Regions from separate parts of the Homo sapiens genome. Here region 1 is linked to region 2. A link is a contact called in ENCODE Hi-C or POLR2A ChIA-PET data. All regions are on one chromosome and are shown on one strand. Each heading gives the region's core, a stretch centred on a gene start or an enhancer-like site at or near the end of the contact. The rest is flanking DNA. Distances are from core to core; before and after follow the strand shown. Region 1 holds the start of LINC02898 (long intergenic non-protein coding RNA 2898). Region 2 overlaps MAP4K3-DT (MAP4K3 divergent transcript).

What was found. A loop is a pair of places that touch in the nucleus more often than their neighbours do. ChIA-PET counts read pairs that join two places held with the same protein, here RNA polymerase II (POLR2A). Pooled maps may share reads with other maps.
Region 1: a loop to region 2 is called in a pooled map, with 6 times the contacts of the local background. The contact joins the promoter of LINC02898 here to the enhancer-like site in region 2. A Hi-C loop is called at or near these places in 2 of 50 pooled maps. POLR2A ChIA-PET finds 5 or more read pairs at or near these places in 2 of 52 experiments (A673 and AG04450).

The regions. Positions count from the first base shown.
Region 1 is chr2:41,952,394-41,959,047 of GRCh38, reverse strand. LINC02898 (long intergenic non-protein coding RNA 2898) reads left to right here and starts at 5,242. Exons shown (of 4, transcript NR_161189.1): 1 at 5,242-5,321; 2 at 5,740-6,060. LOC124905996 (a long non-coding RNA gene) reads right to left here. Exons shown (of 3, transcript XR_007086296.1): 3 at 5,999-6,437. RefSeq lists silencers at 3,206-3,285, 3,296-3,345 and an enhancer at 5,367-5,506.
Region 2 is chr2:39,488,921-39,496,225 of GRCh38, reverse strand. The region is part of intron 3 of MAP4K3-DT (MAP4K3 divergent transcript); the gene reads right to left. Among named protein-coding and RNA genes, the nearest start is that of MAP4K3-DT, 55 kb to the right of the region's middle. Within about 2 kb of position 3,430, at least 6 of the 41 ENCODE cell types and tissues checked have a DNase peak (open chromatin) inside an H3K27ac peak, as active enhancers do.

The DNA.
Region 1 (6,654 bases), core at 3,993-6,492, 2.5 Mb before region 2:
TCTGATGAACACCTAGCCAACTTCTGCTTCCAAAACTATGAGTCCTGGGCAAATTATTGAACATCTCAGAGGCTCAGTTTTCCCATCTGTAAAATGGGAATAATGATACTATTACCTCATAAGTAGGATTCTTGTGAGAATTAGTTTATGTATGTATGTCGTCCACTTAGCCTGCCGTAAGTAGATGAATGACCATTGTAGCAAATATGTGTACATATTCATAGCATGAGTTATTTGGTTGTGACCCTATGAGAGCAATTGTGGTGGTTTTCCCAGCCTTTCTCTGCCCACTCCAGGTCTATGCAGAGAGAGGAAAGTTCAGTCTGTTTATGACTGACCTACCCCATTCTGGTCCCAAAGTAGATTTATTTTCCTGAAATAAATCATTTGGTTTGGCTGACTCCATGGATCAAATGCATGAGATTATTTCCAAATCTCACTATGCCTGGTCCATGTAGACAGAGCCATAACCTCTGCCAGGCAGCTCTGCTCATAGCATATGCAGGCTGCAGAATGATTCTTGTTCATTCTTTCATGTTATTCCCACACTTCAGAAGTCTGGAGGGAAGCTGAATGTTTGCTGTTCTGGGATCATTTGAAGCCGGGCATGCAAAGAGTTCCGAGTCACTTTCAAGTCTGCCCGTAGGAAATCTTTCCTGGCAACCAGACAACTAGAATTAGTTATTAAAGGCATGTCAAATGAATAAAGACACCTCTGTGAGGAAAACCGCAAGAGCAGTCACTTTTTCTAATATGAATAGGAGGCTAATATCAAATCACCTTTAATTTTCCACTCTTTCTTTGCTCTTTCGATAGTAGGTCAAATCTAATAATACAGATACAGTGGAAAACCATTTCTGTTTTCATCTATCACAGTACATATGCCCATTGCAGATCGGTGTCTTAAAAACCAGGGTCTGGAATTTAAATGAGTACCTGCACACTGACAAGGCTGTTTCCTCCAGGAATGTTCTGCTGGGTGCCAAGCTTGTGTTGCCCTTATGGGCTGTGAGAAGCTAATCCATGAGACAGAATAAAGCATGGTCTTGTCTCTATACCGTACACCCCACAGAGCCCAGGACACAGCGTTTGCTGAAAGGCAAGGATGACCATGAAGACCTAGCCACCATGTTCCACAAGGACCAGGGGAGAAAAGCTGTGGGAAGGTATTTTGTAAACACAAGTCTGCTTTCCAGATATGAGTTCCCAAAGGCCTGGTGAACTCTCTTTTCCATGTGGCCTATATTTAGGGTCACTGTAGATAGATTTGTGGACAGGGGGAGCTGGTGACCAACAGGGAGTGCTGTTTAGTGGTTAGGAGACTCCAGAATCTGGAGCATTGCCTGGATTCAAACCCCGGTGCTGCTGTGTTTTGTTGTTATAATGGGCTAGCTGCTCTGTTTCTCTGGGCCTCAGTTGCCTCATCTATAGAATGGGGATAATAATATCTACCTCGTATGGTTGTTGCAAGGATTAAATGAAATAATTCTTATGAAGTACTTAGAACAAATGTGTGGCATCGAGTAAGCTCTCCATGAATGTTGACTATTTTCACTAGTGTTATCAGCAATAATATTAGAGTTACCAACAGGGAAAGGATCCCTGGGTGGATGGGTTGCACAAACTCAAACTATATGGACTTCATATAGAAGGGAATTTAGTTGTTTTAGGGAAACAAATTAGTTTCCCTCTCGGGTGTAGCCACCTTGAAAGCTCTTCTGTTGGGTAGACATGACTTCAGGTTTCATGGTAAGATGGGGGAACTGCCTCCACACAAAAGCCCTCCCAGGCAGGCAGTTTCATATTCTGGAAACAGAGTTTTTCATTGAAGATCAGAAATACAGAAACCATCTGTCATTATCGGTTCAGGCTGCTACAACAGAATACCATAAACTGGGTAGTTTAAACAACAAACACTTGTTTCTCACAGTTTTGGAAGCTGGAAAGTCTAAGATGAAGGCACCAGCAGATCTGGTATCTGGTGAGGGTCCTCTTCATGGAGAGAAGACAGATGGCTGTCTTTTCTCTGTGTCCTCACATGACTCTAGTCTCTTTCTCTTCTTGTAAGGTCATTAATGCCATCATGGGAGCTCTATCCTCATGACCTCATTTAAACTGAATCACCTCCCAAACGCCCCACCTCCTAATATCATCCTATTCCGAATTAGGGTTTCAACATATGAATTTCGGGGGATAGAAACGTGCAGTCCATAATACCGTTTAACTGACCACGCTTACTCCAGTCTTCTAGAAATTAACCCCTCATCAGCTGAGCTCCTCAACAGGTGGGCTCCCTGGATAAGTCTTATGTTATGAGTTTTATGTGTCTAAGAAATTTGCATGCCTTTTTCTTTAATTTTTAAAGGCTGAGGGGTCATTTTCCAGCATTTGCCCCTGGACCTAAGTGTAGGCCAACCTTGTGGCTTACTTGGCCCTGATCCTCACCTTCAGGGTAACCCTTCCTTCTCCCTGGTAGCCTCAGGCCAGGGCGTGGCTCTCCTGCTTCCTTTCCATTGACACTGAAGGTGGATCTTCCATGGATTTTGGATCCACACCATGTGGCTGCTCTGAGGTTTCTGGGTTTGTTCTGGGAGAACAGAGATTGGTTGTGCCTCATAGTGCCTCAATTTACAGGTATAAATCAGGGGACAGGCAAGAGACTGACATACTCTCTGCAGGCAGTTAGCAAAGTAAGATAAGGTAAAGTAGCCAGGGAATTCAAGACAGAACTCTTAGCCTTTTTTGTCCTTGTGGTCTCCATCTTTGATAGTTTTAGACGCAATCACTGTTTAACTAACCAATCAGTATTGTGGCCTCAATTTTGTGCATTAGTTTCTTGATCAAAATGTGAATTAAATGAGAACAAGTTAAGACTTTTTTTGCTTGTTTGTATTCTCTTCTTTTTTCAAAAAAGAGATCTATTTTAAGGTGGCTAATTTATCCATGTAGAACTCCAAATGAAAATGGCAATGGAAAACTTCACTTTGATACTGGGATAAGGCCATCTGTTTGAATGTTTGCCTTTGTGAATCAAAGCAAGCAGTTGATTGCATTTGATTGACTGGACTATTTTTTTTCTAACTACTTGTGGTGCTCTAGAAACACAGCCTAAGGCCTTTGGCAGAGGATGGAGCCTGTGCGTGCATATGTGTGCACGTGTGTGCATGTGTGTGTAGAGAGTGGCATGTGAAGAAGCACTGGTGAAACAGAGAATAAAAAAGCAGAAGTGCCTGAGTACCTGCTCTGTGCCAAGTGCTTTCTTGCATTTAGCCCTTGTAACAAACCAAGGAGACAGATATTATTAGCATTGCATATGAGGAAACTGAGGTTAAGGAAGGCAAAATAGTTTGTTGAAGCTCCAGTACCAAGTAAGAGGAAGAACTGTGGCTCCAAATCAGTCTGTCTGACTCAGAAGGTTGAGCTCTTTTCATTTTGAGGAGGGAGGTGGGAGAGAGAGAGGAAGAGAGCCAGAGGAGGTAGGAATATGGAGAGAAAAAGAATACCCCAGGGACAGGGTCTAAAAAATCAATACATAATGAAGCCTGAGCCATGGTGCTAACTCTGCCCCTGACTGTACATCTGACTTGCAGACACTTTATAAGTTGGCTCTCTCCTCCTCCCCACACCCCGTCCTTCCCATCCTCCCTTTCTCATTTTGCCTGGTGGAGGCCTGACCTGTCATGATGCTGCTGGAGTCCGGGTCTCCTCCATCTGTAACTGGGCTCTCACGGTGATGGTGGGGAGGCCAGGACCCTGCTTAGGGGCCACTGCCCGGGCAGGAGGAAACTCCCTCAGCCTCTGTCCTGAGCTGGGTCACCTGTGGAAGGGTGCCCAGGGCCCAAAGGTGAAGGAGGGCTGGCGCGGCTTCTTTGCCCAGGGCTGACCACTCCCAGCATCTCAGGCCAGCAGCCACCCAGCACCATCTGCCTCATTTCCTGTGCTTCCTCCTAGTGAGTGGCAGCTTGGACTCTTGGCTGCAGGCAGTTCTCCTGAACCGGTCACCAGGGCTCAGGATGAGCTATCCAGATGCATCTGTGACAATGTGGCTTTCATCTTCATCACAGTTGACCCCGTGGGAGGAAAGCCCCCTTTCTCCCACTTCAGCCCACATCTCTCTTCCCAGAACAGCAAACTGCCACCCAGGAGGGACTGCCGCTTCCCTGGTCGTGGGAAACTCTGCAGAACCTCCTCTCCTGAGCACTCCTGAGCGAAGAGCCAAGCCAGGGTAAGCCTGTGCATATAAGGCCTCAATTTTAGATTAGATTCCCAAATTTAATTTCCTATTCCTTAATTTAATTCTGCATTTTAGTTTTGTTTTTATTATTTACATGGGTTCCCTTTAATGATTCCAAATTGCTGCTGCCCTCTAGCAGAATTTTGTCTTATGTTAACTTCTTGAAAACTGATCAGCATTGGAGTTTATTCCACGCTGGGTTTAGTTATTTTCTGAAACGAAGCACAATTAAATTAGAATAATGAACATGCTCTTTAGAGGATTAATTCATAATTAGCAGGCCATGTGCTACAGCTCACAGAAGAAAGGGCACAAGGATCGAAAGCTGTTTTTTTCTGCCTAAATATGAAAAGTACATTCTGCAGAGCAGAACAAATCAGCTAATGACATCCAGAGCGCTGGCCAGCCCCAGAGCAGCATGGAGCTGGCACCTTGAGTTAGCGCAATCCCCACCGATGCTGCTGCCTACCTTTCCTCCCCGAGAAGGCTGGCAGCGGGCAATTTGCCTGGCTCTTCTCTCCTCAGCACAGCTGATAGAAGCCACTGTGGACCTCCTAAATTCTACCCCCAGGAAGCCCCAAACTCCACAGCCTGTGGCTTCACAAGCTTCATCCTCAGAGCTTCCTACAGCCCATTCACTCATTCATTCTTTCATCCAAGGAATGTTTTACTAGCTCCTGCTATACACCAGGCATCCATGGGATGGCCCACCCTCGGGATACATCAGGGAAGAAAACATACAAAGACCCCTACCCTTTTGGAAGTTATACTTGAGCAGGCAGAGACAGACAATAAATGGTAAAAATAATAAGTAAATTATGTATTATGTTAGAAGGTGATGAGTGCTAAAGAGGAAGGGGGGTTGAGAGTGGTGTGTGTGTGTGTGTGTGTGTGTGTGTGTGCGCGCGTGCCTGTGTGCTTTGCAGTTTTAAATAGGATGGGTCATGGTAGGCTTATGGGGAAGGTTTCAATTGAGCGAAGACTTGAAGGAAGTGAGAAAGTGAGTCACTTTCAAGCAAGTCACCCAGGTCAAGCCTGTTCTAGAAGAAACAACTATAGCAAAAGCCCTAAGGTTGGAGTGTGGCTGGTGAGTTCGGGAAGGATGGGGCCAGTGGGGGCTGAATGGAGGGAGTGAGTGGGAGATGAGGGGGACCCCATCAAGTGGGGCCTTGGGTTTTTCTCCGAGAGAACTGAAAGTCAGGGCAGGGTTCTGAGCACAGGCAGGACGTGGTCTTTTACTAAAGGATCTCTGGCTGCTGGCTGAGAACAGACTTTACAGGGTCAGGTAGATGGAAGGATGGAAGGTGGGAGACCTGTCAGAAGGCTCACAGCTTAGGCCTCTGAAACTCCAGCCCCAGGTTTTCCCATACCATGTTCTCTGGGCCTGCCAAAGTGCTGAGCTCAGGCCTCAGAACCAGGCACAGAGGCTTAGAGTCTCCTGCAGTCCCCTTTCTCCCAGAAGGACCAGTATATTTATTTTTTTATTTTTTTTATTTTTTAAACAGCCAGAGCTCACACATGGTGAGGATGTCCAGACCATTATTCCTCGATTGGGCCTGGAGACCCCTCTGCAGCCCCTCCCAATCTCTCCCACTGACCTACGGACCAGAAGGCTGGATTTTGCAATGGAAGGGAACTTGCAGGCAGCAGACAGCTCTGCACTGTCCCTTTGATTTTCCTCAGGCACCTCTGAGAGGGAGACACACTCTCAGCCAAGTACCCAACAAGGGACATGAGAAGGCTTCTGCTGTGCAGCTGCCAGAGAAACAGGGGACAGATCAAAGCAGGAGAGGACCAACATCTGCGGTAACCAAAGCAAGGACAAGGTACAAACACATTGAATGAATAAATAAGCAGATGAATGACTGATGGGTGGGGGGAATGAATGATTAATGCATAAATGAATGATTGATGAATAAACAAATGTATAGCCTGGAGCTGGCTCCTGCTCCCTGCTCTTTGGGTATCTTCTCTACTGGGAACCGAAGATTAAAGATGCTCCCGTGACCTTCACCTCTGGAATTCCCTGCTGGAGTTGGGATTACACCTGCTTCTGAGCCCAGAGGTTGGGGAGGCTTTGGCTTAGGATCGGTGGCCCAAGGCTGCAGAGATGTGCTGGCGGAAGGAGGCTGGAAGCAACTGGGGCTGGTCTGGAAGACCCCTGGGCAGCTTGTAGGTTCTGAGTGCGGAGAACTCCAAGGATCTGAGAGGAGAGAAGGGTGTGTTGGGAAGAGGGGAAAAGGAGTGGTTTAGTTTTTCCTTCCTGGTTCTACACGGGACATTCTGCAGATGCTGGGCCTTGGGTTGGTCTCATTCTAGGGCCTGTAAAGATACAGAAGTCTGTCTCAATGGAGCATTTGACTGTATTATCCCAAAAGGCAGGAAGATTTCGGTAATCGAAATTGTCAGAAGCTTCCCCA
Region 2 (7,305 bases), core at 2,181-4,680:
ATCCCTTGAAGCCAGGAGTTTGAGACCAGCCTAGGCAACACAGCAAGATACTGTCTCTACATAAAACAAAAAATAAGAAAAGTTAGCCAGGCATGGTGGCTATGCCTGTAGTCCTAGCTACTTGGGAGGCTGAGGCAGGAGGATCCTTGCAGTGAGCACTCCAGCCTGGGTGATGGAGCGAGACCCTGTCTCAAGAAAGAAAGAAAGAAGGGAAGAAAGGAAGAAAGGAAGGAAGGAAGGAAGAAAGGAAGAAAGGAAGGAAGGAAGAAGGAAGGAAGGAAGAAAAAGAAAGAAAGAAAGAAAGAAAGAAAGAAAGAAAGAAAGAAAGAAAGAAAGAAAGAAAAACCTTGCAGTATACATTTTCATAAGCCCAAAAGTTACTTCCTTCCATTTATTGCAAGGCTATAAGAACCCAAATGTCTGCCTGTTATGATTTTAACCAGCACTTTTCTACAAGTGAGTATGTTCAAGAACCCCTAAAAAGACTGTAATAATCAGATATCAAGCACCTATATGAGGTAGCAGGAGGAAGAAAGAGGCAGTACAAACAACAATCCACACATAATCCAGTAATGCAAGCTCTGAAATTCCAACACTTCATTTCAACTGCTTCCCCCAAAATTCCATACCATGTTCTTGCTTTTGGATAAAGTCAGTGACAAGAAACGAGATGGTCATACAGCAGCAGCAAAAATATAATCAGGAAATATAATGACTTTGTAATATCCCTGTGCGAAAGAAATAAACCTGAGTAGTGAGAGGAACATGGGTCTTGGATTAGGATATAGAACAATGTTTAAACCCTGGTTGGCCAGGTATAAGCTATGTAATAACCTTGGGCAATTCACCTAATTCCTCTGAGTCTTAATTTCCTCATTTCTTATATGTGGTAATTGTGCCTAATTGAGAAGATGCACAATAGAAATTCAATAGTAGCTCTAATTACCATGCAACAACCTTCCTGGTCCACTGTGTGGGTTTCTTTCAGGCTGTGAGTAAGTGGACATGGATTTCTGTAGCTAGTCTCTGCCAGAGGATATGAGTATTTCAAGAAGCAGGAAGGGCTGGAGGTGTGTGAAGGCTCCCCCGCTCCTGCACTTCATTTGTACACTCTCATCATCACTGGAGGAGTCTCCTGGCTGCAGTTGAGCCTTCGATGAGATGATTTGCATCACTCACATTCCAAGCTGGGTGGGGGAAGCCCAGACATTCTCGCTCTGCCCCTCAACCAGCTTGGTGCCAGATTTCCTCTCGCTTCACCCCCCCAGGAGGTCATCTAGGGAGCAGGCATCACACAGTAGCAACAGGCCTTGCGGATGATGACATCATAGGCTATTTTGCCCACTCTGTTTATCTCGCACTGAGAGGCAGGAGAGCACAGTAAGGAGCACAGGTTTTTTGGTTTGGTTTTGTGGGTTTTGTGGGGGTTTTTTGTTTTTTGTTTTTTTTTTTTTTTTTGAGATAGACTATCACTCTGTCACCCAGGCTGGAGTGCAGTGGCACGATCTCAGCTCACTGCAACCTCCACCTCCGGGATTCAGGTGATTCTCGTGCCTCAGCCTCCCAAGTAGCTGGGATTACAGGAGCACACCACCATGACTGGCTAATATTTGCATTTTTAATAGAAACAGGGTTTTGCCATATTGGCCAGGCTGGTCTCAAACTCCTGACCTCAAGTGATCCTCCTGCCTTGGCCTTGCAAAGTGCTGTGATTACAGGCGTGAGCCACTGCACCTGGCAAAGAGCACAGGTTTTGAAGTCAAACAGACCTATCTTCAAAGTATGTTTCTGTCCTGTGCCACATCTAAACCTTAATTCCCTAAGCTGTAAAAGATGATCAAATAGGCCAGGCACGGTGGCTCACACCTGTAATCCCAGCACTGTGGGAGGCCGAGGCGGGCAGATCACCTGAGGTCAGGAGTTCCAGACCAGCCTGGCCAACATGATGAAACCCCATCTCTATTAAAAATAAGAAAATTAGCCGGGCATGGTGACATATGCCTATAATCCCAGTTACTCCAGAGGTTGAGGCAGGAGAATCACTTGAACCCAAGAAGCGGAGGTTGCAGTGAGCCGAGATCATGCCACTGCACTTCAGCCTGGGTGACAAGACTGTCTGAAAAAAAAAAGGAAAATCAGGATTTCTAAGAGATATCTCTACTCTTACGTTCATTGCAGCATTATTCATGATAGCCAAGATATGAAAACAACCTAAATGTCCATCAACAGATGAATGGATGAAGAAAATATGGTATACATATACAACAGAATATTATGCAGCCTTCAAAACAAAAGGAAATCCTGTCATTTACAACATGAATGAACCTGAAGAACATTAAGCTAAGTAAACTAAGCGAGACACAGAAAAACAAATACTGTGTTGATTTCACTTATATGTAAAAACTAAAGTAGTCAAACTTAGAACAGCAGAGAGTGGAATGTTGGTTGCCATGAGCTGGAGGGATAGAGGAATGGGGAGATATTGGAAAAGGGTTACAGAGTTTCAGTTATCCAAATGAATGAATTCTGGAGATGTATTCTACAACGATGTGACTACAATTAGCAACACTATATTATATACTTGAAATTTGCTAAGAGGGTGGATCTTAAGTGTTCTCACCACCAAAAAATAAAAAAGAAGGGAAAGAAAGGAAGGAAGAAAGAGAGAGAGAACAAAAGAAAATGGTAACTATGTGAGGTGATGGATATGTATATGATATATATGCATATTATATATATATGATTTGATATGGATATATGCATATATATGCATAATTGAAATATGTACATATTTAAAGTGTACGACATGATTTGATATGCATATATATGCATATATATCCATATATATGCATGGATATGGATATGGATATATATGCATGGATATATATGCATATCAAATCATCATGTTGTACACTTTAAATATGTACAATTTTCAATTGTCAATTATATCTCAATATGGGAAAAAGTCTTGTCATGAAGGAGATGCTTAATAAATAGTAGTTAATGTTATTATCTTTGATTGATTTGTCTTTGAATAAATTTCTGTGGCCTAAATGAGGAAGCATATTCAAGGCATATATCCAAATATTTGTAAGAGTAGAGGAATGTTCTTAATCCAAATTATATGCACCAGTATTGCTCACTTGAGTGGAAGGAAATTATAGAATGGAGTATTAACTTCCTAATGACTAGACAAAATTAGTTGAGTAAATTACCCAATCAGTTCAGGAGAAGAAAATAAAAACCTGATTCAAAGGGTTTTTTTCCCCTCTGTGGGTTCATTTTATTGCTGCAACCCTCTAATTTGTTTTAGTTATAAAGACATGGCCATTTCATTTTCAGTTTCACCCAGGAACTAGAACTATATTTTGAAATAGGGACAACTGGATTTAGAAAATCACTTTTGTACAACTAGAACTCATTTACAGCTAGTTATTCAAATATCCAGTGACAGCATAATAAAAATTTAGGGCCTTCTTTTAATTAAACACTCCAGTTTACAATTCCCTGGAAGTAGTAACACATATTTGGAAACTGCTCTCTTTCGTGTTTTTAAAATAGCATCTAACATTAAGACAGTAATTTATTAAGAAATAACTTGCTGATCTGAAAGTGTTGATGTGATTTCAAAATGTCTTTAGAATGCATCCAACTCGATGAGACTTATATGCATGGATTTGGAGAACAAGGAGCTTATCATAGGACTTTCATAGCCCTCTCAAAATGGCAAATGAAGATAAACTGCAGAAATAGGGACTGCATGTTGCAATCAAAAGGGAACCTGCCCACAGACTGAAACAAACTTGGAAAACAAATGAACGGAAGATTAAACAGTGAAGTCTAAGTACTATCACTTCTTCCCCTATGATTAAAGCCTGACAGGCACCATGAGTCAAACTGTAAATATATACTAGTTATCATAGACCTCACTGGGTTTATGCGTCAGTAAACCACAGCTGCCTCTAATTTACCATTGAAACATGTTTTAGGGAAATGAAACTAGCCACCACCTCCTTTCATGCATGTGATATACTATTCATAACCAAGCCCTAATGACAGAAGAGAGCATTCTTAAAATAGTCTAATGGCTTTTTTGTATTCAACAATACAATCCCCCTATATTTTTTATACCTAACTCACCACATATTCAAGAATTTTCCATCATGTGCTTAACTTTAAATTTTTAAATGGTTTTCTTCACCTGAGCTGGCAGCTTTACTATTGCACTAGTCCAAACATATAGATGGGAGCGTCCTTAAATATGCAGCAAGACACACGTGATATAAATAGGAGGAATCATAGTATAGGACCACCTAATAATAATAAAGCCAATGTTTACTTAGTGCTTACTATTTACCTAACATTGTGCTAAGCACTTTTGAAGAATTATTTTGTTTAATCAGCAATTCCAACAAGACAAAATTCCAGTGTCCCAGATGATAAGACTAGCGAAACTTAAAAATCCTAATGTTAAAAAATTAAACCGCTAAGTGAAAATTAGTTTTTCATGGGTGATTTCTTGGCAATTTATAAAATTTAAGTTTTCCTAAAATTAACTGTAAACTGATACATATTAATCATACATAGCAAATGTCTACAGTCAAATTTTAAGCTATTTCTCTGCTTTATTAGCCATTTATATCAGCTTTTATACGAAACTTCCTTTTCATAGGTGCAATTGAAGACAAAGGATCAAAGCTTTTTCACTGGGCACGGTGGCTCATGCCTGTAATCCCAGCACTTTGGGAGGCCGAGGCGGGCAGATCACGAGGTCAGGAGATCGAGGCCATCCTGGCTAACATGGTGAAACCCTGTCTCTACTAAAAATACAAAAAATTAGCCAGGCGTGGTGGTGCACACCTGTAGTCCCAGCCACTCAGGAGGCTGAGGCAGGAGAATGGCGTGAACCCAGGAGGCAGAGGTTGCAGTAAGCCAAGATCACTGAACTCCAGCCTGGAGGACAGAGCATGAGACTGTCTCAAAAAAAGAAAAAAAAAAAGTTTTTTGTACTTTAAGCTAACTTTCATGAAACTATCCTATCATCAGAAACCCACTGCCAGTGGGCACAGTGGCTCACGCCTGTAATCCCAGCACTTTGGGAGGCTGAGGCAGGTAGTTCACTTGAGGTCAGGAGTTCAAGACTAGCCTGGCCAACATGGTGAAACCCCATCTCTACCAAAAATAAAAAAATTAGCCAGACGTGGTGGTGCGTGCCTGCAATCCCAGCTACTCGGGAGGCTGAGGCAGGAGAATCACTTGAACCTGGGTGGCAGAGGTTGCGGTGAGCTGAGATTGTGCCACTGCACTCCAGCCTGGATGACAGAGTAAGACTCCATCTCGAAAAGAAAAAAAGAAACCCCACTGCCACCTCTGAAAGATCTTCGGTGATTTGGGCCATTCATTCATTCCTCAGACTTAACCACCAACTGCACACCACACCCTGGGGATACGAATAAGACATGAACTCCACCTTCAAAACACATTCAGCCTGCTGAGAGAGATATAAACAAACCACAGCAAATATAATGCACAATATCATATAACAGAGGTAGAGAGAATGGAGGTCAAAAGGAGAAAGTAATTGAAAAAAAGGCAATTTTTGGAAGGCTTCACAGAAGCAGTGACACTAAAGGTAGCATCTTTTTTTTTTTTTTTTTTTTTTTTTGTGAGGCAGCGTTTCACTCTCTTGCCCAGGCTGGAGTGCAGTGACCCAATCTCAGCTCACTGCAACCTCCGCCTCCCAGGTTCAAACAATTCTCCTGTCTCAGCCTCCTAAGTAGCTGGGACTACAGGTGCACGCCACCATGCCAGCTAATTTTTGTATTTTTAGTAGAGATAGGGTTTTACCATATTGGTCAAGCTGGTCTCGAATTCCTGATCTCAGGTGATCCACCCACCTTGGCCTCCCAAAGTGCTGGGATTACAGGCATGAGCCACCTCGCCCAGCCTAAAGCTAGCATCTTAAATGTAGATGAAAATCTGTGATGTTCAGTATGTTCACTCTACTTTTTTTTTCAAAAGATGAATTACCTTTTCATTAATGTTTCCCTTTTTTTTTTTTTTTTGAGCTGGAGTCTTGCTCTGTTGCCCAAGCTGGCGTACAATGGCGTGATCTCAGCTCACCGCAACCTCCGCCTCCCATGTTCACGTGATTCTCCTGCCTCAGTCTCCCAAGTGGCTGGGATTACAGGTGTGCACCACCACACCCAGCTAATTTTTGTACCTTTAGTAGAGACAGGGTTTCACCATGTTGGTCAGGCTGGTCTCAAACTCTTGACCTCAAGTGATCCTCCTGCCTCAGCCTCCCAAAGTGCTGGGATTACAGACATGAGCCACCATGCCCAGCCAAAAGATGAACTACCTTTTTAAAAAAGCATAGGATTGTCGCCAGGCGGAGTGGCTCATGCCTGTAATACCAGCATTTTGCGAGGCTGAGGCGGACGGATGACAAGGTCAGGACATTGAAACCATCCTGGCTAACACCGTGAAACCCTGCCTCTAGTAAAAATACAAAAAATTAGCCGGGCATGTGGCGGGCGCCTACAGTCCCAGCTATTCGGGAGGCTGAGGCAGGAGAATGGTGTGAACCCCGGAGGCAGAGCTTGCAGTGAGCCGAGATGGCGCCACTGCACTCCAGCCTTGGCGACAGTGCGAGACTCCGTCTCAAAAAGAAAAAAAAAGGCATAGGATTATGTATCTAATTTACCTACTATTCCATTACTATTTTACATCCTATTTCTGAATTTCTGTGTCTTCCGCCACTTATCTTGACTTAATTTTTTTCTTTTAAGTAACTAGTCATATTGTTGCACTATCCACATAAAAATTACTTCCAAAGACTTGTGATAGAACCCAGTGATGTCACACCTAGATATATAACTCTCACAAGGAGACACATACAAAAACATTTATCATGCATTGTTTGTAAGGGAAAAATAATGGAAACAATTTAAAGATCTATCAACAAAAGAATGAATAAACTGTGGTCTTTTTATACAATGAAATACTATCTAGCACTTTAAATAAACTAGAAGATGTGTATTGGCCTGACGCAGTGGCTCACACCTGTAATCCCAGCACTTTGGGAGGCTGAGGAGGGCGGATCACTTGAGACCAGAAGTTCAAGACCAGCCTGGCCAACATGGCAAAACCCATCTTTACTAAAAATACAAAAATTAGCAGAGCGTGGTGGCAAGCGCCTGTAATCCAGCTACTCGGGAGGCTGAGGCAGGAGAATCGCTTCAACCTGGGAGGCAGAGGCTGCAGTGAGCCAAGATCGTGCCACTGCACTCCAGCCTGAGAGAC